2 separate regions of the Homo sapiens genome follow, and region 2 is linked to region 1. A link is a contact called in ENCODE Hi-C or POLR2A ChIA-PET data. All regions are on one chromosome and are shown on one strand. The core of a region is the stretch at or near the end of the contact, and the rest is flanking DNA. Distances in the headings are between cores, read along the strand shown.

Evidence for each region. A loop is a pair of places that touch in the nucleus more often than their neighbours do. ChIA-PET counts read pairs that join two places held with the same protein, here RNA polymerase II (POLR2A). Pooled maps may share reads with other maps.
Region 2: a loop to region 1 is called in a map of dorsolateral prefrontal cortex, with 3 times the contacts of the local background. The contact joins two enhancer-like sites. A Hi-C loop is called at or near these places in 6 of 168 maps with a recorded cell type or tissue (IMR-90, PC-3, dorsolateral prefrontal cortex and 3 more), 4 of 37 single-sample maps with no recorded cell type and 6 of 50 pooled maps. POLR2A ChIA-PET finds 5 or more read pairs at or near these places in 7 of 52 experiments (B cell, CD4-positive, alpha-beta T cell, HEK293 and 4 more).

Annotation. Positions count from the first base shown.
Region 1 is chr20:25,316,080-25,320,501 of GRCh38, forward strand. ABHD12 (abhydrolase domain containing 12, lysophospholipase) reads right to left here. Exons shown (of 13, transcript NM_001042472.3): 4 at 4,120-4,239; 5 at 969-999. Among named protein-coding and RNA genes, the nearest start is that of PYGB, 70 kb to the left of the region's middle. RefSeq lists enhancers at 898-1,507, 2,621-2,680, 2,711-2,950 and a silencer at 3,301-3,380. Within about 2 kb of position 2,477, at least 7 of the 41 ENCODE cell types and tissues checked have a DNase peak (open chromatin) inside an H3K27ac peak, as active enhancers do.
Region 2 is chr20:25,351,813-25,356,234 of GRCh38, forward strand. All of the region lies in intron 1 of ABHD12 (abhydrolase domain containing 12, lysophospholipase), which reads right to left. Among named protein-coding and RNA genes, the nearest start is that of ABHD12, 37 kb to the right of the region's middle. Within about 2 kb of position 2,484, at least 3 of the 41 ENCODE cell types and tissues checked have a DNase peak (open chromatin) inside an H3K27ac peak, as active enhancers do.

The DNA.
Region 1 (4,422 bases), core at 1,227-3,726:
AGTCCCACCTGCAGCCCTTGCTGGGGTGAGCCTACGACCTGGCAGTCAGTGTAGCACCTGGAGCACCTGGTTTCTCTTTTCCTTTTTTTTTGTTTTTTGAGACGGAGTCTTGCTCTGTTGCCCAGGCTAGAGTGCAGTGGTGCCATCTTGGCTCACTGCAACCTCCGCCTCCCAGGTTTAAGCAATTCTCTGCCTCAGCCTCCTGAGTAGCTGGGATTACAGGCGCCCGCCACCACGCCTGGCTAATTTTTTTTGTATTTTTAGTAGAGACGGGGTTTCACCATCCTGGCCGGCTGGTCTTGAACTCCTGACCTTGTGATCCACCCATCTTGGCCTCCCAAAGTGCTGGGATTACAGGCGTGAGCCACCACACCCAGCCGTCTCTTTTCATTTTATACACAAGTAACGTAACATTGAAAAACAATTTCCAGTGCTGCTTATGTAGTCTGCCAATATCTGCACTTGGTCTACAAAGCCCATACATTCTGATGTTGGGGCCCAGGCCTAGAAGCAGTGTGATGGGCAGTCACAGCAGAGGCAGCCAAGGCCCTACCTTCCAGCACGCCCATCCAAAGGCAGTGTTAAAAAGCTCAACACGCCTGTCATCCCAACACTTTGGGAGGCCAAGGTGGGAGGCCCAGGAGTTCGAGACCAGCCTGAGCAACATAGGGAGACCTCATTTCTACAAAAAAACAAACAAAAATTAGCTGGGCGTGGTGGCGGCATGCACCTGCAGTCTCAGGAGGCTGAAGCAGGAGGATAGTTTGAGCCCAGGAGGTCGACGCTGCAGTGCGCTGTGACTGTACCACTGCACTCCAGCCTGGGCAACAGAGGAGGAGGACCCTGTCTCACACACACAAACAGCCCAGCAATAGTTAACTCTCAAGCTGTGAGTCTGGTGACTCCCTTCACTTCCTGCCCTGGAAAGAACAGCCCAGGGAACAGGTGTGGGTGCTGCCTGCACTCACCTTGTAAAGCTCCACGCGGTGGTCGCCTCCTCTGGAGAAGAAAACAGGACATGGTGTGAGCACATCTTCTCAGAGTTGGGCCCCAGGTCAACTTGTCCTCCATACCCCAAACCAGGGGGAGGCCAATGAAAGAGGGCAGAACCTCTTCCTTGGGTCCCCCTAAGTAGCCCCACACTCGCCTCTGGCAGTGCTGTGCCAAGGGGGAGATGGTCTTAGCACTTTGGGGGAGATTTCTTAATGACTGCTTTTATTTTTCAGTAGGTAATGCACACCTACAGCCCCAAACTAGAAAGACACTAAAGGAAACACAGCAAGGCCTCATCCACCACACCCCAGACCCTCCCAGCTTCCCTGTGCCAAGGACACCCTGTGTAGACAGAGGCTGTGCTCCAACAGGACCCGTATGGGCGACTTCTGCCCTCACTTCTTGCTCCGCACGTCTCAGCCGACCTTCAGAACTCTGCTTAGCCACACCACCCTGGCCTCTCATGGTCATCTTGACTGTTTCCCACCTGGCACTAACTTCTGTTTGCTGCTGTGGCCACCCTGCCTTACAGCCCTTCACATGTGTGTGCTCTGCACATGGGATATGCTCCTAGAATCTCCCCAGGGAGGCCCTGAAGTGCCGGAACGGCTGCCTCCCGCCCCTCACAGCCAACTACAGCTTCACCGTGCATGTCGCTACTGAGACTAAGTGGGCTCGGCACACACCCTCCCATTTGTACTTCCTTGTCTGAGGCCTGTCTAGGCTCCCTTCCCTCTTTCTTTCCAGTTGTTGGCCAGCTGTTAACCTGGACCGACCCCACAGCAGGGACATGGGCCACCTGGGAGGAGGGCGGGTCCACACTCTCCACACTCCCTAGCCGTGCTCCTCCTTCCTCAGGAGCGGTCTCAACATTTCAGGTATGGGGGCGGGAGTGTTGCTGGTTGGACACCAGGATGAGATGGAGGAGGAAGCCAATAAAGTACAGAAACAAAAATATAAAGGGTCAGGTGCGGTGGTTCACACCTGTAATCCCAGCACTTTGGGAGGCCGAGGTGAGCAGATCACTTGAGCTCAGGAGTTTGAGACCAGCCTGGTCAAATGGTGAAACCCGTCTCTACTAAAAATACAAAAATTAGCTGGCCATGGTGGTGGGTGACTGTAATCCCAGCTACTCGGGAGACCGAGGCAGGAGAGTCACTTGAACTCAGGAGGCTGAGGTTGCAGTGAGTCAGGATTGTGCCACTGCACTCCAGCCTGGGCAACAGAGTGAGACTCTGTCTCAAAAATTAAAATAAAAAATAAAGGAATGAGTTTCAAGGCAAGGAGGAAACACTGCAAAATATTTTCAGTTATCATTGTAAGAGTTCACAGTGGCTCTAAGTTTCTAAAATTTCCTACATTAAGCAAAAAAGGAACAGTTGCTGGGAATCCAGGGGGTCTGGACCTCAGGGGGACCCGGGTGGTGGATCCCGCAGACCAGCGAAACCCCAGTGGGATGCACAGGACAAAGAAAGCAGGCAACGTGGGGGTGGCGAGGACTGCAGCCAGGCAGTCTCTGCAGGATTGGGAGGGGGCAGCAAACACTGAAAGTCACGGCATCCCTTTCTAACCTAAAGTTATAGGCAGGATCTTTTTTTTTTTTTTTTAACCATGTGATGGGCACTGCAGAACTGAACCTTATTCACAGCCAACCACAGTTCTGTCATTTATAAAAAGATGCTGCAAGAGCTGTTTGTAGCCACTTGCTCTTTGAAAAGCAGAAGAGAAACCCTCTGCAGCTTGTCCCAGACAAAGAAGAAAGGAAACTGTGCAGCACATGCATGATTCTGTAGCTAGACACGCCATCCCTGACACAGAAACCGCTTCACGGGCCATGCCGCCAGGCTCTTTCAGCAATGCTCTCTGCAGGGTTCCACCATGCAGACCCCACCTAGGCCTGCTTTCCCTTCCAGAAGGGCCCAGCACAGCTCTCCTTGCTGGCTCTGCCTATAAAATGTTTGCCCCCAGCCCTGACATACCCTGGTGCCACACGGGACCTCGGCCCTGGCCCCGCAGCAGCCCTGTCTCCGTGCTGGGTCTGCCTCTGTGCTGGCTCCTGGCTGCCTCTCTCACACACGAAGACCTTGGTGGTTTTCAAACAATGCTTTGTTCAGAAAATGTATCCCCTCCGCACCCACCCTGGGTTCTCCCACAGAGGCTCTTCTGAACAGCAATCACATGGTGTGGAAGGAGCACCCTTTTAAGGCAGGGAGGCCAACTCCAGGGCAGCCAGTGGAAAGGACAAGCCATTAGACCCACTCAGGAAAAGCATCTGAGATAAAACTGGGCAGGGCTGATTAACCAAAGAGTGCATGAACTTCAGCAACAGCCCGTTAGGGTGAGCAGAGAGCTCACACTGTAGGGTGGCCTGCAAAGACCCCAGCACCTGGTGCTTTCAGCCTCTCCCTCCTGCCCCTTCTCAGCACCTGCCACTTTTTTCCAGGAAGTGTGCCACCTCCTCCAGGGCTGCCCTGGCTCCGGCTTCACCTGTCTGCCACCTGGAGCTATCTTACAGGTAACAAAGATCTGCCTGCCACTTCAGGCAGCATGACAGATATAGAGAAAACAAGCTGCCAGTGAGCTGAAGCCGCCCATTCCCAAGAGCGCGAGGCACCCACAGCCAAGTGCCACTATGACCCCTCCTCGGAGGGACCCCAAAGCCCTCACTCTCCAAGAAACCCTGCTCCCCAAATCACATACCAGCAGATGCTGTGACCTTTGAGATTACAACAAGGAGAAAAAAACATGCCCCTCTGGCTGGGGAGCTCAGCTCCTGACTGAGACTCAGCCTCCTTCATCCCAATCCAGGCTGCAGCTCCAGATAGGGGACGGTCTGCACACAGCTTCCCACACTTGGTCCCCACGGAACACAGCCGTGCTGGCCTCAGCCTGTGGGAACCCTGCTTCATGTAAACGTCACCTAAACTCCGCCTTCCCTCAACCCCTTCAGAACTCTGCCTTTCCCTTCGTTCTTGGGAGGCTCTCCCTCATTGCAGTGGGTCAGTACACCCAATTTTGTGGGACCGCAGGTTGCTCCTGCTGGTTTCCGGCAGACCGGGCCAGGACATTCCCACCCCAAAAAGGAGCCATGCTCCACAGCAAAGATGATGGGCTCCTCTCCCTCACCTGGTACCTGCGTTCCCATGCAGGTACAGAATGATAGGGTGGCTGGAAGCCAAGGCATCCTCATACCACATCTGGTCTTTGCCTTGGGCGTTCTTCCACCAGACTGCAGGGACGGTGTGCCTGCAGACAGAAGCAGAGGGGAGCGCAGGATCAGATGTCCCTTCTGTCCTCATCCTGGCGACTGCACGTGGTGTTACTTAATCAGCTCAAGTCCAGACAGCAGGGAGCTGCAGACCCCATCTAACTACAGGGGAACAGATGGGGGTGGGTGGTAGAAAACTATCCCCATCACTAGAATCAATA
Region 2 (4,422 bases), core at 1,234-3,733, 36 kb after region 1:
ACTGCTTGAACTCAGGGGGTGGAGGTTGAGGTGAGCTGAGATTGCACCGTTGCATCCCAGCCTGGGCAACAAGAGAGAAACTGTGTCTCAAAACAAAAAAACAAAACAAAACAAAAAAACTACACACTGTATCTAACATGGTGCTAGGCACAGTAAACAACCACATTTGATTATTTTTTATTTTATTTTTATTTTTTGAGACAGAGTCTCTCTCTGAAGCCCAGGCTGGAGTGCAATGGCATGATCTCGGCTCACCGCAACCTCCACCTCCTGGGTTCAAGAGATTCTCTAGCCTCAGCCTCCCAAGTAGCTGGGATTACAGGTGCCTGCCACCATTCCTGGCTAATTTTTGTATTTTTAGTAGAGATGAGGTTTCACCACATTGGCCAGGCTGGTCTCAAACTCTTGACCTCATGTGATCCACTCGCCTTGGCCTCCCAAAGTGTTAGGATTACAGACATGAGCCACCGCACCTGGCCTTTTATATTATTTTTGAGACGGAGTCTCGCTCTGTTGCCCAGGCTGGAGTACAGTGGCAGGATCCCAGCTCACTGCAACCCCCACCTCATGGATTCAAGCGATTCTCCTGCCTCAGCCTCCCAAGTAGCTGGGACTACAGGCACGTGCCACCACACCTGGCTAATTTTTGTATTTTTTAGTAGAGACAGGGTTTCACCATGTTGGCCAGGCTGGTCTCGAACTCCTGACCTCAGGTGATCTACCCACCTCGGCCTCCCAAAGTGCTGGGATTACAGGCATGAGTCACCATGCCTGGCACAACCACATTTGTTTATTAAAGTGATAGGCTAAATGAAGGGACTGCTAATTAAGTGACTATCTGTATCTCTCAAGCTCAGGACAGTGTTCTTGAAAAGCGTATCTATTTATTGTACATATCTATCAAAAAGATTTCTCAAAATTAAAATGAATTCTAATTAAAATACATACAGGCCAGGCATGGTAGCTGATGCCTATAATTCCAGCACTTTGGGAGGCCAAAGCAAGAGAATAGCTTGAGGACAGGAGTTCAGGACCAGCCTGGGCAACACAGTGAGACCAGGTGTCTTAATTTAAAAAAAAAATTAACGAGATGTGGTGGTGTGTACCCATAGTCCCAGCTACTCTGAAGGCTGAGTCTGTAGTGAGCTATGATCACGTCACTGCACTCAAGCCTGGGCAAGAGTGAGACTCTGTCTCTATTTTTATAAATAAACAAACAGAGCCTCCAAAATTGGTGATTTTAAATTAGCAGCTCTATCGCCACCACAGTTCTGTCATCTAATTATGAAGGACACATACAAATAATCTGTAAATGAAAATTAGCTAGTTTAAAAATTGAATCTCTAAGTAATACCAAAATAACAGACAAAATAAATCAGAAATCTCATATAATGCTTTTTCCAAATTCTAGAGCTGAGGGCAAGCCATAGGTGTTTTTTTTGTTTGTTTCTGTTTTTTTTTTTCCTGGCAAACATGCCATGTTTAATATACCTTTAAAGTTAATTCCCAAAGTGTGAACAAGTATCTGTAAATGAAAGTAAATAACTCAAACAAAAAATTTAAAGAATAAGCAAATTTATAAGCAGAATATGTAAATATTTAAGCAGAATATGCAGCATTACCTTCTAACTCTTCCAAAAGACAATGCTCTCAAAACATGTGTTTGGGAATATGGTTATTTATGCAGCACTCAGGAGGGCACACAGATAAAGGCCCCAAAGGGAAAAACACAGCTGAACCTAAGCCTGACCCAGCTGTATTCTGTACAGGCTGGGCTGCTGCTGGGTTCACTTTAGAGCAGGACTGAGAATGTTAGCTTCTACCCCCGGCAGGCAGACCCTTGGCTCTTACGGGAGAGTTGCTGTGATCCTTCCAAGGTCCAGGAAATAAGCAAGCACCCGAGGCATAGAGAAATTAAAATTTGTCTTGGGCCTAGAGACCATAGCCTGCCTGGGCCAACGGCTGTCTGCACACCTTGGGACACACTGCTCACTTCGCCTTCCTGGCCTTTCCTTCTGTCCTCTGCAGAACCAAACTCAACGTCAGGCCGTGGTTTCTGCTCATCAAAGAATGACTGCTGCGTGATCACTAACGTGCCACCACCTGCACTTCAGTGTCTCAAGGTCTCCCCTGCCGCTGACATTTGGAACAGGCTGGTCAGGATACTGAGGATGCTGGACTCTCCTTCGCAGTGGTCTTTGTATAAACCCAAGGGGAATGGGAATTTGGAGACAAAGGAAGCCATCCTGGAGCGGCCAAATAAAGCCTTTAATCTTTAAGGACGGGGAGGTTCTTATTTCAAGACCTAAAGCAAATTCCTAAGTGAATAAACAAATGGGTAGGAATTTATAGCCTCAATAAATCAACTAAGTTGAATGTAGCACTAGATCATATTTGGCAGTAAAGCAAAAACCAAAAACCAGAATCTGGCCTGAAGGGCTGTTCCCACCTGTGGTGCCAGTTCACAGGTGTAGCGGCAGAAGACGGACACAGGGTGCACACTGTCCTGGAGGCAGGAAACAGGCAGGCAGGAAGGTCTGGGGAGAACTGGGGGGCAGGGAGGCAGGGAGGGGGTCACCCCACTGACCCCAGCTCTGGTGACAGAATACGTTCTACATTTTTATGGCCCAGTTTTTAAACATTCTGGTTTTTCAGCATCGATTGCCACTGTTTGCTATTCATGCCTCATAGTCTAAAAGGCTGTACATAAGCCACGTGTTACAGATGAAAAGCTGAGGCTTGTGTACAAGATGCACTGTCCATTGGAACTGGACACAGCCCATCTTTCCTGATGGCCATGATGAGGACCCTTTTGGTTCCCCATTTACACAACCACAGGATCCCAAATGGATGGTGAAAGACAGTGACACCAAAAGAAATCTGACAAGCCAAACTATTAAGTGCAATAAAATCCTAAGATAGAATTGTTATAATTAGAAAAAAAAATTACTATTTTAGAAAAAAAAAATTAACTTGTCTGGTTTCCTCAGCTTTTGACTGTCGTATTTTCTTAGAATGACAGTGTTTGGCCTCCCTCCAGCAGTTCAGAATTAGAAACCTACCCCAATCACATCTATCCCTTCTTTTACCTGACTTTGCTTTCTCTTTCCTATCTCTTTCTTCTCTTTCTGTACTTTCTGAACAGATACTCAAGCATAATTAGACTACTTTGAAGAACAAAGACATTATTTCCTAAGAGGTCTGAGCTGTCAATGATTTTGTATTTGGATCAGGAAACAGGAAAAGTAAAGGTACAATCACTCCAGAGGGCCCCCACTCTCAAATAATGCAGCACATTCCTGCTAAGCTACAGTGGGGTGTTCTGGGCACCACTGGATTCACTGGTGCCACATCATGCATGTACACAACTGATGTTTTCCATCCTGACGACCTGCAGGCTGGACGACACTTAATGCAGCCCCTCCAGACTACAAGAAGAGCACTTCCATTCCCTGCTGCTGCCTATCAAAGAGAAATATGCAGAAAACAAAGATTTTAAAAAACAGACCCTGTCCCCAGTTTTAAGGGCAATATAGAAAAAAAAAGCTGAGCTCATCATGCTTAAGAAGAAATGCTGTGTCCCTGAACTCAATCTAGAAAGCTTTCTGTTGCCACTTCCCCCTTTTTGTTTTTACCATTTCCTGCTAAAAGAGTAAAACATTTTCTTTGGGAAATTTAAAGGGTTTTTTTGTTGTTTTGTACTTTGATTTCCCATACTGCATTTGACAAAGTATAAACGGTTTTTTTTTTGTTGTTTGTTTGTTTTTGAGACAGTCTTGCTCTGTCACCAGGCTGGAGTGCAGTGGCACGATCCCAGCTCACTGCAACCTCCGCCTCCCGGGTTCAAGCCATTCTCCTACCTCAGCCTCCCGAGTAGCTGGGATTACAGGCACCCACCACCATGCCCAGGTAATTTTTGTATTTTTAGTAGAGACGGGGTTTCACCATGTTGGCCAGGATGGTCTCAATCTCCTGATCTCGTGATCCACCGGCCTCAGCCTCCCAAAGTGCTGGGATTACAGGCGTGAGCCACTGCGCCCAGCCCATAAAGGGTATTTTTAAGAAAAAAAAGTTTCACTGCATGCCACCAAATAAAAGTTGTCATTTATATTTCAGGAGGCTGACTTCCTTTTGCATGCTTTGAGCTGTGAAACTGGGCCAATAATAGGAGGTACTGATGGACAGACACAGAGTCCTTTCCTGAGAGAACAAAAGCCATTCTAACAACCAGGGGAGCCCACAAGATCATCTGTGTTGATGAAGCCTGTTTCTATTGATGCAGTTTCTGCGCTTGGTGGTGATGAAGAAGGGCATACCCTGAGTGTACTATGTAAAGCCTTCCCATCAAACAGCATCTGTAAAACTGCAAGGGAAAAAACACATCCAGGGTCAGACATTTATGGTAGCTCCTCTAGGTCTCCA